Regions from separate parts of the Homo sapiens genome. Here region 2 is linked to region 1. The links are chromatin contacts, found by Hi-C in ENCODE. All regions are on one chromosome and are shown on one strand. The core of a region is the stretch at or near the end of the contact, and the rest is flanking DNA. Distances in the headings are between cores, read along the strand shown. Region 1 overlaps IQSEC2 (IQ motif and Sec7 domain ArfGEF 2). Region 2 overlaps NBDY (negative regulator of P-body association).

The links. A loop is a pair of places that touch in the nucleus more often than their neighbours do. Pooled maps may share reads with other maps.
Region 2: a pooled map shows a loop between it and region 1 (3-fold over the local background). The contact joins two enhancer-like sites. A Hi-C loop is called at or near these places in 1 of 168 maps with a recorded cell type or tissue (psoas muscle) and 6 of 50 pooled maps.

The regions. Positions count from the first base shown.
Region 1 is chrX:53,312,074-53,314,773 of GRCh38, forward strand. All of the region lies in intron 1 of IQSEC2 (IQ motif and Sec7 domain ArfGEF 2), which reads right to left. Among named protein-coding and RNA genes, the nearest start is that of IQSEC2, 7.9 kb to the right of the region's middle. Within about 2 kb of position 1,423, at least 4 of the 41 ENCODE cell types and tissues checked have a DNase peak (open chromatin) inside an H3K27ac peak, as active enhancers do.
Region 2 is chrX:56,802,457-56,805,156 of GRCh38, forward strand. The region is part of intron 2 of NBDY (negative regulator of P-body association); the gene reads left to right. Among named protein-coding and RNA genes, the nearest start is that of NBDY, 75 kb to the left of the region's middle. RefSeq lists an enhancer at 987-1,126. Within about 2 kb of position 1,260, at least 18 of the 41 ENCODE cell types and tissues checked have a DNase peak (open chromatin) inside an H3K27ac peak, as active enhancers do.

The sequences.
Region 1 (2,700 bases), core at 173-2,672:
CAAAACAAACAAACAAAAAACCTCCCCATACACATATCCTGCTGGGCCCATACCTCTGTGTGTTTGCTCATGCTGGCCCCTCTGCCTTAACCTCCCTTTTGCCCCCAATTCCCACCAACCCACATGCTGTCCTTCTTCACCTAGCTAACTCAAACTCATCCTCCAAGCCTCAGCTCAGGTATCACCTCCTCCAGTAAGCCTTCCCTGACAGTCCAGGGTGATGTCTCTCCTTTGAGCACCTGTGGCCCCCTGTGCTCCCCTCTGGCATGACACACTGGATAGCACACTGCAATCGTCTATTTCCACCACCACCTTCTCCACCCAATTATGAGCACCTTGAAGCCAGGAACTATATACTAATCATAGAATTCTCTGCCTGTGATGGCACAAGGCATGGCACATCCTGGCATGCAATGTTCACTGGACTGACCTCTCTCTCTGAAATGTGGTGAGCTGCCACATGGTTTCTCCTCCTGTCCTCCCACAGCACAGAGCTTTACAGAGTTATTATTAATAATAATGGCTATCGCTGAGTAAACACATACTGTGTGCTCAGCGCTTCACCTACGTCATCTTATTTAATTTTCACAACCATCACAATGAGATGGGTTGTTTATGAATTGGCTGGCATATCAGATATACAGTTGTGAGAGATGCCTCTCAGATTTATAAGAAAATGTGGGGGAAGAGCCAAGTTAGGTACTTTTCATCACAGATATAATGACAATAATTCTAAAGTGGTTATATGAAGGAAAATATTGGTTTTATTCAGGTGAATGCAGTATGCTGTATCCTGGAATCCAGCAGGAAATCACAGGGCCTGGATATGCAGTCCTATCACTCCTTTAAAAAGGTATAAAAATCACATCGCTCCAACGAAATGCACTAGTGAAACATTAGTGAAATGGTACCTATTAGGTGATGATAGTGATACATTTACATCTAAAATGTTGGAGGAATAATCCTGATCAGCCGTGTAGCTCTGGCTTGTCATCTTTGTTTTGAAAGGGATGCGATGCATCGGTCTTTGCATTGTTGTGTGTTTGCCACATTCCGCCTCTAGGGGGCAGGGCAGTCTCATGTATTATTTTCCATTCTCAGCTTTCCAGCCTGATCAGGACCTTGATGTACGGTATGCCAGGCAGCCAGGAAATTTTCTGATACAATTTTTTTGAGGGAGGTAGGGGGCTGGCAACATGAATCTCATGCATCAGAAAATACAGTTTTATTCCTATTTACTACTTGAGAAAACTGAGGCTCTGAAAGTGAAGTGATTTGCCTAGAGTTACACAAAGTCCTTCCATGGCACCACACTTTCTCTGAATGCTAAGGTCCCAGAGAGCTTCAGCTACTAAGCACTGGGGAATGGGCTTCCCCGTGTAAATGCTTCCAACAGGCAGGCTTGGAGAGAAACCAAATACCATGAGGAAGTTATAGTAACTGGCAAATTATGTTGCCCTAAACGAGCTTCCCCAAAAGAGGAAGTAAGTCACTTACTAAGCATTCTTCCCCATGACCAATGTTTATGATCCTGCCAGGGAACACTGCAGTGAGTGAGGCAGAGGGGCCAAGTCTTATGTCAACCCTGAGATACCATGTCCAGCTCAGGGTCTGAGCTCAAGAAAGGTTTGATGGATAAATAAGCAACTTCCCACTGGGCTGAGTGAACTGCACACAGGTCCTGTGCAGGCCTCTTTGCTCCTTTCAGAACAGAAGACTTGGCATCGAGGGTCAGGACCACAGCCTGACATGGCAGGGAGAGATAATGATCAGCAGATTGGTCTAAATGTCTCCAAAGTCTCGTCCAAGTCTGCTACCTTGACATTCTATGAATCGGAAGGCTGGTGAGCGTGAGAAGAGACAGCAAAGGCCAAAATGGCTCCAGGGAGCATGAGAAAAAAGCCACAGAAAAGCCAAAAGAATTTATTTTTCCTTAGGGATGGGATCTCAATTTGTTGCCCAGGCTGGAGTGCAGTGGCACAATCATAGTTCACTGTAACCTCAACCTCCCTGGCACAAGTGATCCTCCCGCCTTGACCTCCCAAAGTGCTGGGAGCTACTGTGCCTACCCCAAGAGAATTCTGAAGTTGTCATTTCTTACTACAGGAGTCCTGGAAGGAAGAAAAAATTAGGTACCTTTGGCTATTAGTTCAGCAGGACTCAATCAGACATTCATTTATCTACTCAGTATTTATTAAGCAGCTACTATGTGCTGTGCTATGTGTTTCCAAGCTTTTAGCTCCTTCACTCATGCCCACAGCACCTAACACAGAACCTGACACACAAAATGCACTCAGTATATGTCAGTTAAATGTAAATCTGAAGGGGGTCTCAGTCTAACAGAGGGGACATGAGATGTAAACAACCATGAAGGAATAAAAAGGGGCAATGTGCTCATTGAGAGGGTCAAGGATAGACCAAACATCAGAGACACCAGCAAACAGACATAGGAGAGGTAACAGCTGAGTCCAGCCTGGGAACTGGGTACAGCAGCCCAAGAGAAGGGAACAACATGAGCAAAGACCTAGAGGCTAGCAGAAGGCCTGAGTGGGCTAACCAGGGGGGCACACGGGTCAGCCTGGCTGGAGCATAGTCTGTACAAAGACGAGAGGAAAAAGGCAAACTGGGGACAGATCCTAAGAAGACCATGCAGGGCAGGCGGAGGAGTTCTCAGGCCAAAGAGAGAGTGAAACTACTGGA
Region 2 (2,700 bases), core at 10-2,509, 3.5 Mb after region 1:
CAGCCTGCACAGAGTCAGACTTCAGTCAGTTGCTGAGTATCCCCTCTGAGGGAGATTCCTGCCACACGCCCTGTGACTGCCTGTTGAGCTGTTCGCTCATTTTGGTGACCTCCATGTGCCAGCCCAAGGTGGTAAACTCTATCTGGAGCTCCAGGCTTTGGGAGAACCACCAGTCCTGCAGCAAAACCTTGGGTAATTCAGCTGGGTGACCAGCACCTTGTCCTGGGGCGGCAGCCCCATGATCCCAGTCTTCCTGTGGTTTCCCAGTGGCCATGATTATGTATCATTTGTCTTCTATTTTTCTGCATGAGCATGAGCCATGAAACCTGGAGAGGGCCAAAGGAAAAGCAAAGGCTGGCGGCATAAAGAGGATTTCCGCAGTGTCTCCTGCCTACTGGTCCTAGGTCGTAGGGTCCCTTAAGTTTGGTGGTCAACCTGAGACCAGGTGGCTGGCTCCTTTTTATCCTCCCTGTCTTTTTTTTGTTTCTCTTTCCCTTTTCTTTTTTTCACATTGGAAAGGGTGGAGGCCGTCGGATTGGAGGGGCAGGGTTAAGCTTGTAGTTGGCCTTTGTAGAGCCATAGTGCCATCGAGCGGAATCTGTTTCTGGAAACTGGAGGCAGCTGGGCATGAGTGCTGGAGAAATCCCAGGAGCACGAAAGAGATGGTGGCGGTGTGGGGCCCCCAGGCTGAAGCTGGACGAGAGAGGAACTCCTGGCTGGCCCTTTGCCCTTGCTCATTACCAGGATGGCACCCGGGCTCCACAGCCCTCTCCGAAAAAAGGGCAGGAAGGGGCGGCCCTCCATGGGTTCCCCTGGCCATCTCCAGGAATTGCCGGGCAGGAGTCGTCCCGCCCACAGCACCCCACAGCTCCTTGGTTCACTGGGAGGATAGGGGACCTCTGGCCCCAGCGTGATTCCAGGCAAGGGCACCCCAGAACTCCCCACAAAAGAGACCAGTGTAAACGACCCCAGTCTCGGCCGTCAGTAGTCAGTGGCTTCCCTTAAGCCCACCTCAAGATGGCTGCCAGGGCACCTCCGCACTCTGGACTGACTGGTCTTGGGGCTGCCTGGCTGCTCTGTCCCTGGGCCTCTAGATTAGCTGCTTCTCCGTGGGGTCCAAATGGCAGGCACACTTCCTTCAAAGGTTTAAAACCGCGATGGGGGAAACTCTGGCTTAGTCAGAGTCCACCCAGCCCGACATATTCTCGCTGAAGTCTGTGCCTGTCAGAAGGCAAGTATCCCTGCAGCCGGTCGTGTTCAGAAACAACTGCCGCTGGATGGCAGTGTGGCTCCAGAAATGGCAGTCACTTATTTCCCTTGCTTTTCTCTTTCTCCTTTTGCTTCCAACAAAACAAAACAAAACAAAAAGAAAAGAAAGAAAGAAAGAAACCGGCCAAGGAGCGCTCACCTCATCTACAGCAGGACTCCCCACCTACATGGTCTCTTTGGGGAAACCTGCAACATGCGAAAGGCTCTCTGCCTCCCTCCTTCCCTCTGGATTCCTCTCTGGGCAGGGGTCCCAGTGAGCCAGAGGAGCCTATCCTCAAGAAATCCCACCCTTGGGGCTGTGGCATGGTGGGGATAGGTCGCACTGGGGGCAATGTGAAGGGGTATGGGGGAGGGGTGTGTGAGTGCATGGGCCTGCTTGTAGGCCACTGCTGATTACTTCTCTGAATTTGCACAAGCCTCCTAAGGAGACCAGGCTGCCTGCTTGTGAGCACTACGCTTGTAAATAGGGAACACACTGTTTCTTGGGGAAGGGACAAAAGCTTGGATCAAAAGCACCCAGGTCCAACAGGCATCCATAGATTGTTGACCCTTCTAGCAGAAGAAGGTCGGGCCAGGTGTCTGTCAGGATGAGACTCGACAGATTGGACACCTGTCCCAGGCCTTCAGCTACTTTTCTCACTGGAGCCCAGGCACTCATCCATGCCCAAGAGTAGGAGGGGTATTCTGGGTGGCTTCCACAGGCGGCTCTCCTAGAGAAAGCCACTTGGCATAGCTGATGGAGCATGTGTGCTCACTGAATGTGATGGCTCACCAGTTAATTCCCCGGGCATCTTAGTCATTCTGCCAAATACATGGGTAGCCAGGCCCCAGCCATGCTCACTTTCGCCTGGGCCTCCTCTGTGTTCCTGTGCTGGGCATGGAAGTGAAGGTTGAGGCTGGCGTGTCTTTGCAGATGGTGAGGTGGCTGTTCCTTGGTTTGATACCGAGCACTCTGGGCTCCTCAAGCTGAATTCTATTGCTTGTCAGATTATTCAGCCTGGAAAATGGATGAGACAGTGGAGGACAAATTGTGCCACCCCTTTTGGGTCTCCAGGCAGAAATGGGAAAGCCATGCATGGGTCCTTCATACAGAACACTTGTTGAGATGCAAAGCTGTGGCCTCATTGCTCTAAAGGTTGCATGTCTTACCCATGCCTCTCAGTGACTGGAGAGCAGCATGGAACACAACCATCTCAGAATATTGCAAATGTTTTCTTTCTTCGCTTGTTACAAGTCTTCCTGGATGTGTAGGCTGCACTGGGAACGTGCAGAGCTTTAGAGGAGAGAAAATTCACCCTACAGGTTATGATTCCCACACTCAGAGGGGTATGACCTACTCTCACGAACGTCAGTTTCATGCATGGGCTTGCACTCTCAGGGCATTCCAGGAAGAAGGGCAACAGTACCATGGAACAGGAATCACTCCCTTTC